Linked DNA regions of Mus musculus: region 2 is linked to region 1. A link is a loop called in an ENCODE intact Hi-C map of the cell type or tissue named here. Cell type or tissue: gastrocnemius. All regions are shown on one strand.

Region 1 (8,000 bases):
GGTATTCCACTGTGATCTTCCTGGATGCAGTGCTTCATAATGAAATGGCAGCTGTCATGAAGTTGTAAGGCTACTGAAGGCTCACAGGTTTTGATTTCCTATGGCTGAATCAGCGTTCTAGCTTAGTGGACTCAGAGCTTTACGTTTTTTTGACTGAATACTGGCCCACGACAGTCTTTTAAGAATTAGATCGCTGAAAGAGACAGTTTATTTAATGCATAAACAATGGCACTTTTAACAGCATTTAAGAGAGGATATTAGGAACCTTGCCTCGAAAGCTATTAGCTAATTTTTCTACAGGATTTTAAGCTTCTTCAGAAACATAGAGCAAATGAAGACACCCTCAACTGATCGGTGTGCCTGCCAGTCGGCCTTAGACAACTGCCATGGAGTTGCTCTCCACACAGAGCCAGCATTGGAAGCGAGCTGCTCAAGGGTAAGGTACCGGCAGCTGAAGGAGATGGTGCCAGAGATAGACTGAAGCCAGAAAGCTTACACCAGGTGCACTTCACCTTAGAGTAAACATTTCTCTGAGAGTATGCCTTTTAGCTTCTCGGCTAGCTAGCAATTCAGGCTGTTTGACAGCTTTTCCTGACATTGTAAAGTCAGTCGTTCGAATCTAAAGCCGTTTCTCCCCCAGCCTCAAGCACTGTTCGCTATAACACCATGAGTCTATCTGAATGGGTGACTTAGGGATGTAAGTCCCTCTTTGAAATCTGCTCTGGAACTAGCTAGCCATGTGTCTCAGGTCAGCCTGTGCCTCTTTCTCTGGTCAGAGGTAGCAAAATAATAGAGACTTCAAATGTCTTAGGATGGGATCCAAGCCTAGGCCTTCTGTAAGGAAAACCTGTCAGGGAAAGACATGCGTAAGTACTTGTTCTGCTTTCTCCAAATGGTGTTAATTTAAATAAAGACGGCAAGGTTCGTTACTAATGAGTCTGTCCATTACACTACAGCTGAAATTACAGTAGGTAATAAAGGACGCTCTGATTACTTCCCTCTTGACACAAATGCTTCCTTTTCATTTCCTCTTCTGTTTCTTATGGTCAGCTTCTAAAATACGTGTAAGACTTAAAACTCAACTCTAAGAAGTACAAACCAATGTTAGCTTGCCTAATCCTAGCACTTGGAAGGTGGAGGATCACTGTGAGTTTGTAGACAGCCTGATCTATTTAGTGAGTTCGAGGCCAACCAAGGCTACATAGTGAGGCCATGTGTCAGGAAAAAAAAAATTGGTTTCCTGTTCCCCCTGCAATTATGCTAGAGATTTCACATGGAACCTCGTGAGGAAATGTGCGTTCTCACATGCAGAGGGCTGGAGCCTACTCTCAGACAGTCTTTCTCACACGGCAGCTTTCCTTCCCCGGCAGCCCACAGATTAGCTTCCACGTTTGTTTGTGAAATGCTTATTCCTGAATTCTGCTTATGAGTCACTAAGCAACTCAGCTGTGGGCCCCAGGAACCTGCAAGGTCTGGAAGCTCAAAATGGAGCCTTCAACTATCCACGTGTGAAGGAAACTCTGTGCCCCTAGACCACTTTCCTCAGTATTCTGACTGTGCTCTCTCGTCTGCAGTAGGAGGCTAACTGCCTTCCTTCAGCCTCCCCACCCCTCTCTTCCCTCCAGAGCAGCGGCTAGTTCTTCCCCTCCAGGCTATCAGCAGTAGAGCCTGGTAGACAGCATTTGAAAACCAACCAGCAAGGAGAGCAGAGGAGGTTCGTTCACACTGGCACTAACTGTGATCCTTACAGAGCAACGCTTTGGGATGGGTGCTTTAGGTAACATTTACAGACTTGTTTTATTCCATGAAGATGAAGTGTCTTTGCCTCTGTTCCAGGAACTCTTCCAATCAACTACATCATGCTGAAAACAATCTTTCTCCTCACAGTAAACGCCCAGCGCCAGGCATGAATACCCACAGTGTGCTTGCCCGTGGGCTGCACACTCCCAGAACGCACTCACACCTCACAGTTCTGGAAAGGTCCTGCCCTGACTCTCAGCAGTGTGTATGCTAGCTCAGTCAGTGCACTGTACCTGCCCAGCCAGTGTACCCAGTGCCATCCCGAGGGTCTGCAGACTTTAGGCCTCTCTCCATTTGCTGAAGGAGCTCTCGGATCTTATTGGTCAAGCGATGTGAGAACTCAGGAGTCAGCTGCAGAAATTAAGAAAAAATATTTTTACGAAGAGTAAATAGTCAATCAATAGTACCTTATAATGGCATTTTTTTATTCATGGAAACAAGATATTATCATGTAAAACTTAAAGTAGCTTTTCAGAAACCACATATGGAACTCACACTATTTAAAACAACACATTTATTTCAAAAAGTTACTGTGAGCCAAGTTATAGTGGTGCACGCTTCTGATCCCAACATTTGGGAGGCTGGTGCAGGAGGTTGCTACTTTTGAGGCTAGCCTAGGCTACACAGTCAGACCTAGTCTCAATAGAAAAGAAAGTAATTTTCTTCCTTTCTGGTATTTTAAACAAGGTTTCTCTGTGTATCCGTGGCTGTCCAGAAACTTGAACTGAGTATCAGGCTGTCTTCAAACTCTAGAGATTGGCCTGCCTCTGCCTCCTAAGTGCTGGAAATAAAGGTGTGGGCCACCACTGCCCAGATTAACTCCACTTCTTTATATTGCAGCTGCCTTCCTGGAAGTGGAGAGTAACACCTGCCCCACGGTTTCTTAAAGTCAAACCCACTCTGTGCCATAGGGGTACACTTAAGGCTGAGACCCTGAGGTTAGTGACACCCATGTGATAGCTTATGAAACCGATGGGCAAGATGAGGGCCACAGGTCATAATCCTATTACTACTTTGAAAATCTCTTTTCCTTTTTATTATTTTATGTATGGGTGTTTTGATGGCTTGTATGTCTGTGTACTATGTGTGTGTTTGGTGCCTTGGGAGGCCAAAACGGGATTCTGGTCCCCTCAAACTGGAGTTATAGACAGCTGTGAGCTACCATGTGGGTACTGGGAATACAACTTCAGTCCTGTGAAGCACAAGTTCTCTCAATTGTAGCCATGTCTTCTGCCTCCCTCCCCGCCATGTCATACTCTTTATAAAGCAACTGTAAAGTAGTTTTCAAGCACTGTACACTCTAAATGACTGCGTGTATTAAAGACTGGTATCAACGTACCAACTCTTCAGGAGCATGCTATAACTCCAAACTGTAATTCCAAAAACACAATGAGATTTCCACCCAGGGCTGAGGACCACCACATGTGCAGACAGGTGTTTCATCATGAAAAGACTGCACTCTCAAGCCTACACTGGCCATCCCTAGAGTCTGTCTGTGTGAGTGTCTGCTCATGCATGCATTGCTGGCACCTGGGTAGAGGTTAGAGGTCAACTGTCAGGAGTCCGTTCTCTCCTTCCGCTTCCGTCCCCAGCCGGCCTGCAAGTGCATTCATCCGATGAGCCATCTCAACAGCACTAGAATCTCATTTTTAAGAGGAACACTTTAGGTTAGGGAAATGGCTCTGATAGTAAAGTGCCTGCTTTGCAAGCAGGAAACTTGAGTTTGACCTCTAAACCAGTATATTAAAAAGAGGGGTACATTGGCTTGTGCTTATAGGGGGGCAAGCTGGCATGTTCTTATAGTGGGGCAAGCTGGCACATGCTTACAGGGGGACATGCTGGCATGTGCTTATTATCTTAGAGCTGTGGAGGAAAAAACAGGCCAATCCCTGGGGCTTGGTGGACAGCCAGTCTTGGGCCTACTTGTCAAGTTCCATGCCAGAAAGTCTTGTCTGGAAAACAAAGACAGCACCCAGGGAGCAATGGACACTATCCTTGACGCTGACACACATGCATGTCTCCTACACACACATGCAAAGAGGCACGTAAGACTGGAAGAAGGCAGTGTCGTAAGTTCTAACGCTAATAATGTTCCAAGATTCACCTCTGAGGAGCATCCCTCTGAGGACTGTGGCCACTGCAGCACTGAGCACCATGCAGAATCCACAGCTTGACAGCCGCCTGGGATTTAACAGTCTCTGACAGAAGGTCAGGTCTTCAACGTGACTTGAGATGCATTTAGTAAGATATGATGGACTTCAATATTAATATAAAAAGGTCTGTAAGCCTCACAGAACTTGGGGAGTAGCTCGACATGGCCACAGGCCATCTTCTGCACAGAGGCCACATGTAATGCACAGCCCTGGGTGGCCTGACATCAGGAGGCCACAGTGAGAGTGCCTCAGCCCTGGGACAGGAGTCACTTTCTGCTAGGTACACATGTTTACAAAGGTGACCTGCCTGAGAATACTGACTGCTTGTGGCAGACCACATCACTGAAGTGTGAAGAGTGCTGGAAGATGCCAGGAGACAGACACGCTCCTTCTGTATTGCTGCCTTAATGTGGAGAATGTGGAGGCAGCACAGCCAGGTCTCCAGGACTTGACCTTTCAGGTTCAACAAGAGGATTTAAAAATGGATGCCACTTTCTCTGTACAATTTCCAAACTCTGTTCTACCATACACCACCTTGTTATCTGGGATCAGAGTTTGCATTGGTGTCCTTTTTTTTGTCCCTTAGAAATGAATTAAAGTTATACCCGGTCTGGTGGCAAAGACAGAGCCTGCTGAGTTTGAGGGTACCCTGGACTTCAGAGTGAGTTCCTAGCCAGCTAGAGCTACAAGGTGAGACACTGCCTTGAGAAAAAAAAGAAATGAATGGATGATTGATTTTGACAGCTGGGTATGGTGGCTCACACCTATAGTATTAGTACTCAGGAGGCTGAGGCAAGAAGATTACTTGGAGCTAAAGGCCAGCCAGTGTGGGCTTTAGTTAGCGTTTCAAAAACCCAAAGAAAGCAGGCCAAGACGTGTCAGCACACAAAAGTATTAGTTGTGAAACATGACTACCCAGCCATGATCTCAGAGCATGTAGAAAGCTGCATGTAGCAACACACATGTTAATGCCAGTGCTCCTACAGCTAAATGTCAGGCAGAGAGCAGAGTCACCCAGGCTGTGGGCCAGCTAGCCTGGAGTACACCGCATAGTAGCAGAAATAGACTGCGCCTCGACAAGGCAAGGCAAGAAAGGACTCTACACAGCCGTAACATGTACAGGCTTGCACATCACCCACATGAAGTGTATAAATTAATTTTTTGAAGCAATAAAAGGTAATAACTAAAGATAATAATAATAATAAGAAGAATAAGAATTAACTGTGTAAACTGAGCATCCTACAGCCTAAGACTGAAGTTCCATCATTAGGACACTTCTGCCAAGTCAGCACAAAGTGGCAGGCACACCTTCCTCTCTCCCTCTGATCACAGGACTGACTCAAACCTTCAGATCTGCTGAGGTAGGCAGAACACAGGCCCTCATGATGACAAGAAGGACCCTGGGGCTCCAATTACACAAAGCTTTGTCCCAGGAGGCCATACACTTTGATACCCTTCCACACTGCACCTCCACTGTCCCTCCCTGCTACTGCATGACCAACTAAGGTGTTTTCAGGGGTGAGCTGACACCACATAAGCCAGACATATTTGTGAACTCTTCACAGCTACCTAAAAACACTTTTCTTTTTTCTTTTTTTCTTTTTTTCTTTCTTTCTTTCTTTCTTTCTTTCTTTCTTTCTTTCTTTCTTTCTTTCTTTCTTTCTTTCTTTTTTTTGCACAGTCATAGCATTTCAAAGAAACAAGTTGATAAAATGTATGGCCACTGGCATACACTTTTACGCCCAGTGCTGGGGAGGCTGAGGCAGGAGGATAGTGATTTCAAGGTCAGCCTGGGCTACACAGTGAGTGCACACTTTTTAGTTTCTCTCTCAGGGCTCAAAAACCAGGTTTCTATTCCAATAATAATAATCCTACTCCCCAGAAGGCATGAGAAAACAGGTCCCTGGTGCCACACCTCCAGGCTCTCCTCTCTAAGTGCCTGGTGGTGGGCAAACCAGTGTAAGTACAAATGGTTTTTCTAATCGTTGGCTCACCGCTCTCAGCTTTATAGGCTTCGAAAAATGGTAAAATCACAAATGATTTTGGGCCTGTTGGATACATTTCTGTCAGCACCATGCCTTTAACGTGGTCCTCTCCACGCTCTAGTTTGCACTCATGACTCTGTCCTAACTTGCGCACACTCACTAATGAAAAACATGGCACCTATGAAGACAACTTGGCTCCTCATCTCCCTTAATGCCACTTAGGGAGTGAACTTGGAAGACAATTTTTATAACTGACATCACTGTTAGTGATGTTGACAATGGGTTTTATTCTCTATCCAATATGTTAGGACGCAGTGTATCCCAACTTAGATACTTATGTAAGTCTGATCTAATCACACATCTTTGGCGGGGGACAGATGGGCGTCCCCATCATCTAGGCAGAAGTGATGTCCTTCGGAGCCCTGGAGCTGGGGGAGAGAGGGTAGGTAGGCAAGCCTCAACTCACCCTCCCAGTAGAATCAAAGTAGTTTTCGGCCAGCGACTTGTTATAATCGGCATAAGGATTCGGAAAGGCCCTCTGAGCCATGACGCCGCAAGCGAACCTGCAGAACAGGGGAAAGAGAGATCTCAAGGGGGGCTGGGACCTGGGGTTGGGACGCGACTGAAGGCCCTTTGACAGCCCCTTCCCTCCGAGCGGTCCCCGGCTGGCAGCCGCTCCGCAAGCGCGCGGGACAGCGGCCGCTGCTCGGAGCCCCGCGGGAGGAAGGGAGCCCGTTGTTCACCCACGTCCCACGCCCACGAGTGGGGAGCACACGGAGATGATGGAACCCGCACGCCTCTCCAGCGGCTCCGCAAACCGCGCAGCGGCGACAATAACAGATGCGGCGCGTTTACCGCCCACTTCCTGTAGGCCTGGCCAATCAACGGGCACGAGAAGGCAGAGGCCCGCCTCCCACCTTCAAGTTCTTAAAGACACAACGCACTTTCTGATGCTTTCCCGGTGGGCAGCGGTGGTGGGGCTCCAGGTTTCCGACACTCGTTTATAAACACCTTGTTAAAGAAAGTTCAGTTCTAGATTCCAGGAGTTCGAAGTCCCCTTTCCCTGCAAAGGGAAAGGACCGTTTTCAAGTCTACACACCGAAGTCTTAACTACAAACTGAAATTACACACTGAAGTCTTAACTGACAAAATGAAATTGGTGTGTGTAGGGGGTGGGGGTAGGGGGTGTGTTTGCCTTTACATCTTCTAATTACGTTTCTAAAAGGAGGGAAAAAGAGACACAGAAATGACAGTGACGGAAACAACAAACCCAACCACCACCACCTGGCTGGCCACGTGGGTTTGGTGGTGGTGGTGGTTCAAGACTTTAATTTCAGCATTTGGAAGACCAGGCAGAGGGAGGCAGATCTCTGAGTTCAATGTCAGCTTAGTCTACAGAGTAAGTTCCAGGACAGCCAGAGTTTTATTGAGAAACCAGAAACCCTGTTTCAAAGAACAAACAAACCCCACCAGACTCTGTGAGCTCCAACACACTACCATTACAAAAAACAGAATATGCTAACTACTTTGGGGACATTTTTTACTTCAAGGTGCTCAGGAGGGTGTGGGCAAGGCACCAAATGATAAAAACATCAGGGAAACTATGCAAAAACTCAAAAGAACCCTTAGGAAATTTAGTCCGCTCAGTAGCCTAAATTAGACTCTGATACTACATATTGAACCCTTAAAAAAAAAAAAAAAAAAGGACAAAGATTGGAGAGCCATTTCAGTGTTTACAGTCTTCTTGTTTGAAAATTTTATGTTGGAAATTAAATCCTACCCGGGATGCATTGGGACCTCTCTGTTCAAAGAATATAGGGGGTCTAGTTCACATCTGTCAAGGGCAGGAGAGATGCCTAGGGGCTGAGAGCTCCTGCTGCTCTCCAGGAGGTCCAGAGTTTGATTCCCAGCACCCTTGAGCTGCTTACAATCAGCATAATTCCAGCTGATTCAATGCTGTCTTCTGGTGTCCATAAACACCCCGACCCCAAACACACACACACACACACACACACACACACACACACACACACACACACACACACACAGGAGGGAAAGAGGG
Region 2 (8,000 bases), 1.9 Mb before region 1:
GAGAAATCAGGAGACAGAAAGGCCCCTTCCTAGTACACAGGCTTATCCCTTGGCTTTTCAGGGGCAAGAGCTGCTGTTTGTATGATGGGACACTACATTGTTCTAGGAAGGCCATCACTTTAAAAAGTATTTGCCAGGCAGTGATGGTGCATGCCAGGCAAGTGGATCTGAGTTTGAGACCAACCTGGTCTACAGAGCAAGTTCCAGGACAGCCAGAGCTACACTAGAAACCCTGTCTCAAAACAAACCAAAAGTATTAATTTATCTGATTCCAATAAAGGTCAAAGATGACTGCTTGGAAAAAGAGAAACTTCAAGGCTTAAAGAATAACATGCTTGTATTCAGGAGGCAAAGGGTCCCTGAACCTCTGAGAGTGTCTATTCCTTATAGGAACGGTTGTGTAACCATTTCCTCTGTAATTGAAGCATTCTATCCTACACTAAGCTCTTTAAACAGGCAGGTAAAGAACTAAAAATATAGTTTCAGGATGTCTCTGAAACTGAACAGAGTTGATAGGCCCCACCCTGACAGAGTAAACAATAAAAGTTGAGACTCTTAGACTGGAGAAGACCCGACCCAGGCCGGCCACCTGGAAAGGACAGTCTCCAACCCTTGAGCTGCCAGCAGGCTGTGTAGTCTGCACCGGGTTCCCAGCTTTTGTGAGTTCTCACCCATGCTGGGGTGAGGTGATGCAGAGCCATTTTTGCTCCTTACCCATATTCGGGTAAAGTAATCCCAACAGTACTTATTGGTTCACCAAGTTGGATTTTGGTGGTGTCTCTACTTTGTCCTGTCATAGGATCCCTGTATGGGCTACGTGTGTTGCATTTCCCTAGGCAACAAGTGCCCTGTTCTGTCACACAAGTGACACTATATTGGGAACTTTCTTTCCAGAAATGCAGTGGCATATAGATCAATGTTATAGCTGAGGAACAGAAAGACTTTAAAGCAATTAGATAACAACCTAAAGCTGTCTTGAAACTAATTTGATCCTTAATTTTTTTTTAAAGGGAAATGATTATTAGACAGTAGGTCTCAGCACCTCACAAGAAGTCAGGAATATTTCCCAACTCTCAAATCCCATTTTTATGTCTGAGATTTGCATTTCTAGCATCCTATTTCTAGTATTGAATTTGTACCCTGAGTCCATCACCAGGGAAGTTTCTGGAAGCCAGTTAAAAGAAATCAACAAGCTGGTGTGGGTGAACCAATACCACCCATGAGATACAACTTAAAGATTAACTTGCAGTAGATCACAGAGTTCATAATTAATTCCATTTTCACCATGGCCATACTTTAGAGAGACAGCTAACTTATCTCAGTTTTGATACTGCACTCTCACGGTCATGTTCCTACACGGCATTACACAACAGTTATGACTAGGCTATTTTTCTGCGATGGCAAATACAGCTAATAAAATATCACAATGCCGGGAATGTCTGAACTTTTTTATTTGCTTTGTTATTTCCTTCTTGGTGTGTATATACTCTGATGTAATCTTTTTATATCTCAGAATTCACCAATGAATGATAAACGTCAGATTTCCTTCCCTTTATCTATTTAGTTTTTTTTTTTTTTTTTTAGCACTTGTTAATTAAAGAAGTGAAGCTGTATTGTAACTACTATCACACTTCTGGATTTGATTTCCATGGCATGTATGGGCTTTAGGTACCCCTAGATTCCCTGACTTCTTGGGTCTCACATTTTCTGATCCCACCCAACCCCAACTTTTAAAGGAAAGTTTGATCCAAGCCTAATAGCTACCAGCTTATTTACATAGTCTGAAGGCAGCCAGTTTCCAATCTGACAGCCTGTGCAATTCCAGAAAACAAACATAATAGACTAGTTAAGCAATAGGAACCCTTTGCCATACTTAATTTTACTTCCATAAATCTCAAGTTTCTATCTTGAGCCGATCTTTTTGTTTTCCAGCCAAGTTCAAGTTGCAAAACATGTGGGGACTCTAAGGAAGTAGTTGCAGTATATTGTCGAAAAATTCCTGCTTCTCTCTTTTCCCAGTGCCTACACTTGCACTAACGCCCAACTAACTATACAATGTGGTCACATTAAAGATATCAGATTAGAGGGCAAAATTGCTAATTCTTATCTTGATGGTGAACGGACTTGCAATTATAACAAGGCCTCTCAATTTTGATGACTTAAACAAGTGTCCTTTCAATTTATCTCCTAAAACAAAGCAAGATCCGGAACAGAAAGTCTTAACATACAAATACCCCTGCCAGGAGGATTTGTATTTAATATCAGCCTTACAGCCCAGTTTATCTGGTTTAAAGTACAGTGCTTGAGTGTATCCAGAGGGGCAAAGGGCAGGAGCCTTCCAAATAAAGGTCACAGGAGTACAAATATTGGTGCGCACACACGCTCACACCACAGGACGGTGAGTCCTAGAGTGAGCGCCCGGCTCTTTGGCTTTTTGCAGGTCTCGGGTTTGCTCGACCTCGGGTGACACTGAGACAGGAGATATCCATGTGGGCGTTGTGCAAGCTCTGCTAATGAAGCTGACTCGGTTCCTCCTTCCAGATCCCCACACCAGCCCCTCCTCTCAGCACTGCCAGGACCTTTTAAATACGAGGTCCACTGAGATGGCTGCATCTGGAATCGAGACCCCAGGGCGCCCCCAAGTGGCTAAGCAAACACTACAGACTGAAGCTGGAGGCTCCGCCTACCTTCATCCCCTCCCTCTCTTGCACTCTCATTAGCTCTTCTCCGACCACAAGGCAGGTCCCACCCCTGAACCTTGAAGGGAGTACACGCCTAAATTCCTGGCTTACACCCTTTCTGCAACCAGCTTTCCTGCCTAGTCCTTTTACACCCAACACTCAAGAGTTCTGTGCGTCCACCTCAAAGCTAAATTCTCCTCCGCGGGTGCCTTGCCACTTGTCACTGCTTGCAACGTCCTCGCCTCCCAAAGCGATCCCAACCTCGGAAGCGCCCTTCTATACAGATAGGCAAGCAGCACTCTGCTACTCCCATTTCCCTTCTCTACGCCCAAACTCTGGAAGCGTCCCTGAGTGCACCAGGGCCTTGCCACTGAGTTCATCTCTGCACAGCCAAGACCTGGGGTTTCTTCCTTTTTTCTCACTCCAGCTTTCAACGGAATAGTTTAATAGTAAGGGGCGGCGGCTGCCGCTCTAAGCCTTGGGGCACCTGTAGGGAGGGGAAGGAGCGCCCGCTTGCAGCCGGAGGCGCCCCAGCTACTCACCGGCTCACACCCGCGCGTACACACAAGCTGTAATAAGCCGGCCCCAGTTAGATCAGCATCTGCCACAACCTTCGCTCGGAAGCCCAGCGGCAGGGTCAAGGCTGTTTAACTCTTCCCGGCTTTGTCTCCTCCCAGGCCCCACCCCCTCAGCCCACCTCCCGAAGCCCCGCCCCCTCCACGACGCCATTCGCCGCCTCCGACTTTGTGGGGTGGGCCGAGGCATAGATTGAGATTAAGTCTGGGATGCAGCGGTCCGCTGTTCCCGGTGGGGGATGGGACTGCCACGCCGCGGAGATTCCTCGGGAACACCCTGCAGTTGAGGAGCGAGGACGCCACCTACTGACAGGCTATCGGAAGCGCCGAGACCGAGTGTTCTGGGCTCCGCAACAATCTAGGAATCCCAGCGTTGAGTATCCAGGTTCTCTGCAAAAGGTACAAAAGAGGGAGCCCTCCCTAGACTGGATCCCTTCCTGGAGTCTCCGGATGCCTCTTAGAGCTGGACTGTGCCCTTTGAAGAATGTGCATTTGAGGTTTCTTAAAGGCGTGTGAGGACTACAGATTCTACCTTAATGCAAAAGCTAAAACAGAGCGCATTTTCCATTTCAAAATCAAGAACAAACAATACCCTACACACAAATACATATATGAGTAAAACCATTCATATTCTCATGCTGAGGCTTTTACAGAGCTTCACCATTCCACCCCAATAATTCCCTCCACTACCAATGATCCGTATTCCCAACTGTTGCTGTTTATAAATAAGCTTCACTCACCATTTGTCATGGAAGACAGTGAGGTTTATTTTCTGGGTTGCGATGAAGCTGCACTAGAGATACACGATATAAATCTTAGAATTCTAAGAATGGGTTAAACGTATTCCAATCTTTCCAGAGATTTTTCTGTCTGTATTCCTTAGTCTTGAAAAGGAGAACATTATGACTTGTAGGACAATAGGTCATCCTTGATTGGTCAAGATTCAACGCTTCATGGACTTTTAAAACAACCAGCATTGTGTTGAAAAGTTATGAATTCACGGCAGTTAGTAAGATTCATTTTGGACGCTAGAGGGCGCTATGTGGAAAAGGACTCATACGTGGTGTCAGCTGTTAATGTTGATTAACTGGGTATTAGCTGTGACCTCCGTTTATTCCTATAAAATGATTAGAGAGTGTGTGAGTTTATACTTTCACCTCTAATCTCACTTTAAATCACTTTAAAAAACGTTACTTACTACCATCAGGCACATATTGTTTATATTACTAAAAGTAAGTATTCATAGCCATTCTTGTTCCAGAAAGCATTTTAGAATAAATTCAAGAAACGAAGAATAAAACACAATAAGAAGTATTGACTATAGGTGATGGCAAAAGTAAGAAGAATGCATAGGAATACAGAGCCATGGTGAATTTAAATATAAGCATCTTCAACCAAGTTCTAAATATGTGCTAAGCATGGATTGACTATCTGAGACACTGAGATAGGACATATGGCACTTATGTGCATGTCTCCATCTGGAATCCCGTTTTCAAGGGCTGATATGTCAAGTGCACGAGCTGATAGATCACTGAAAGAGAATATTTGTAGATGCTTGGTATTGAATTAAATTATTACAAAATAAGCCAGGTGTAGTGGTGCATGTTTGTATTCCCTACACTTGGGAGGCAGAAGCAGGAGGATTGCCACAAGATCCAGGCTAGCCTTGTCTACATAACGAGCTCCGGTCTGGTCAAACCCCATTTCAAAATCAAGAACAAACAATAGCCTATACTCAAATAAATATATAGGTAAAACCATTCATATTCTCACGCAGAAGGTCTCGTAGAATCGTAAAATAATAAACTTATAGACTAAATGACTGGAAAAATTACAAAACATTAAAAAAATCATTATTGATGTCTAATATGTGAGTGTGGAAATGTGCATGCCATGGCAAGGATGTGGAAGCCCAAGGACAGTCTTGAGATTTGTAGGCTTTGGAGACCAAACAGGTCAGAAGGTCACAAGGCAAGTGCTTTGATCCTCCTGAGCCACCTCTCTAGCCTCACAAAGCAGTACATCACCACTATTAGTAACAATGAGACTTAACAACTGGTGTTTGGTTGAAGATTACATTTCTCTTAAAAATGTGAATATGACATTCACTGCTCATATTCATGTCGCTCACTGCATTTGCATGCTTATGATTTGCTATCTTTTTTTTTCATTTACTCAATAAAAGTGTCTAAATATTTAAATAAGGTCTAGTAGGAACACTACTGTAAACATCAATGGGAGCCTGGGTCAGAAAATGTCTGTTAGCATCTGCTTGCCTATGAGACACTCAGCCAGATGATGGAATTCCCATGAGATTCCAATGCTACTTTATGTTCGTTTTGATGATCTGGAAAGGTAAAAACACACAAAAAAGAAAACGAGGGCAGAGGTTCAGTAGGTCAAGGTATTTTCCTCCAAAGCAGATATTCTAAATTCAATCCCCAGTACCCATAAGGTAAGAGAGAACTGACTCCTGCAAGTTGTCCTCTGCCCTCCACACATGTGGTGTGGATTGCATACGTATATAGGTGCATGCACAGACACACACAAAATAAGTGCAAATAAAGACAATGAAGGGAAGTGAAATGACGTCATCATTACTTACCAGTTACGATTACCAGCAGGAGAACAGCAAAGATAACGGTTGCACTTGGTTTTTGAGTGACAGACACTCTTCTACAGGAAGGGATAGGATCATGAGTTGGATGACCAAGATAATGAGTTTAGCTCTAGGACTGTTTAAGGTGAATGCTTGTGGGACAGGAAAATGGGGTTGTCCAGGAGGCGCTAGCCACATACATCTGAGCTCAGAAGAAATGATGGGGCTGGGGACCAAAACATGGGTTTCTTTAGTGTGTGTTTAGTGATAGCACTGAAGATGGTGATGAGATCGTCCAGAAGTACTGAAGAATAGCCTACTAGCAGAACCCTGGAGGCATGTTTGAATCTTTAAGGGTCAGGTGGAAGATTAGAGCCTCCTACCCCCAAAGAGAATGCAGAACTAGGGTAGGAGAATTACAGAGTCTGCTGTGATGGAAGCCCAGAAAGTTTTCAAGTACAGAAGAAGTACTGTAGAACGGTAAGAAAAAGACAGAGCCTGGAAAGAAGAGTGGGAAGAGCTCATGGATGCACTTTCAGTAGGATGAGCCTACGGTCACTCTGATCAGGAGCCCTGCTGAAGGGGACTGACATGGCTTTAGAAGGGGGACAACACTGTGAAGAAAGCACTTTTTAATAAAGATTGTCTCATGTGGTCCAGGTTAACCTTGAACTTGTTATGTAGCAGAGGCTGGCCTAGAACTTCTGGTGTTCTTGCCGCCACATGCCAAGTGTTGGGTACAGGCCTGGATTATACTTAGCTATAGAACAAATGCCGATGATTGCTAGTTTCTGTCATCTGGCATACTTGCAGGCCATTTAACTTGAGCAGAGTGGGTCAGATCCTGTTACTTTGGAATCATTTGCTTTGGTTGTTTCTTCTTTTATTTCCTCATCGCATCAATAATAATGAAAAATCCATCTTTATCTTGCTTGGTAAAAATGCTCTTTATCAATTCTGAATGCTAGATTAGTGGAACTAGTGGAACTGGAGTATAAACATTTTCAAAGTGCTTGTTAGAGCCACCAAATCATTTTGCTGAAACATATATCTACTTATACTTTCACATGCAGTGCGAAAGAGTGATAATTTCATTAGAGTCTAGCTAGAAATTAGTCTTACAGTAAACAAACAAACAAAAACAATCTACCACCACTACTACCATTGTCACCACCACCACCATCACCACACCAAAAAAACCAACCAAAAACAGCGTTTGCATTATATACCAAATGAAACCATAATTTCTTAGACAGTCAATTGATTAGCGGCACTGGACAGGAAATGTTGGAAGTTAGTCCACTAGGCCAGACAGTAAATATGTGCTTTCAATATGTCAGGATTGTACCCCACAGGTCTGCTGTAATGAGTTATTTGTGAAAACGGAAAGCCTCTGTGTCTCATCAGGCGAAGGTGCTCACTCTTGCCTTGTCTCAACACACTATAAGACAAAGAAAGGCATAGACACTATCCAGATGGGAGAGGAAGAAGTTAAGAGGCCCTGCCTGTAGGTGATATGATCTCAGATCAGAAAAATCCTAAATGTGTGACCTAAAACCTCTGGGAAGTACTGAAACTCAGTAGCATTGTGTGCCATGCAACCAACACAAACACACAAAAGGTCACAACAAAAACAAGGTCAAAACACAAACACGGTCAATAGTCCTTTTTTTCTCTAACAGCAACACAAAAACGGTAAATAGTCCTTTTTTTCTATAACAGAGAACTCCTCAGAAGAGATCAAGAAAACAATCTCACTTGTAATACTACAAAATGAAAATGCTTAGAATTAGGGGCTGGCCTGGTCTACAAAGCTAGTCCAAGACAGCAAAGACTGCACAAAGAAACCCTGTCTCAAGAAACCAAAAATGAATTGAGTGTAGTGTTTCAGTCCTGCAAACCCGGCACTCAGGAGGTGAGGCAGGAGACTCTCTGGTTTGAGGACAACTTTGGGTACATAGACATTGTCTCAAATCACCTGCTCCCCTAATAATGCTTCCCAGCTTTAAAAAGCAGAAATCTAGAAAAAGAGGCAATTCTATAATTTGTAGGACTACTAAAAGAGTAGTCCGAAAAACTAAAGATTCCAAATAGTACAAAGCTATGTTCATCAATACAGCATGGTCTCAGCACAAAAGTAGACAT

The links. Peaks named below come from ENCODE experiments on the same cell type or tissue, not always from the same donor. Only the 100,000 strongest peaks of a DNase experiment are listed, where the experiment ranks them.
Region 2: a loop joins it to region 1, with 6 times the contacts of the local background. A loop is called at or near these places in 2 of 42 quality-filtered maps.

The regions. Positions count from the first base shown.
Region 1 is chr1:67,032,091-67,040,090 of GRCm38, forward strand. Lancl1 (LanC (bacterial lantibiotic synthetase component C)-like 1) reads right to left here and starts at 6,782. Exons shown (of 9, transcript NM_001190985.1): 1 at 6,405-6,782; 2 at 2,034-2,151. The coding sequence starts at 6,485. In gastrocnemius, no CTCF peak of the experiment used is centred here; DNase peaks (open chromatin) are centred at 4,961 and 6,790; H3K4me3 peaks cover 1,837 bases; H3K27ac peaks cover 2,088 bases.
Region 2 is chr1:65,175,767-65,183,766 of GRCm38, forward strand. It overlaps Idh1 (isocitrate dehydrogenase 1 (NADP+), soluble), which reads right to left and starts at 3,376. Exons shown (of 9, transcript NM_010497.3): 1 at 3,224-3,376. In gastrocnemius, CTCF peaks have their summits at 2,650 (motif pointing left), 3,567 (motif pointing left) and 4,269 (motif pointing right); DNase peaks (open chromatin) are centred at 628, 2,645, 3,475 and 4,287; H3K4me3 peaks cover 4,183 bases; H3K27ac peaks cover 4,714 bases.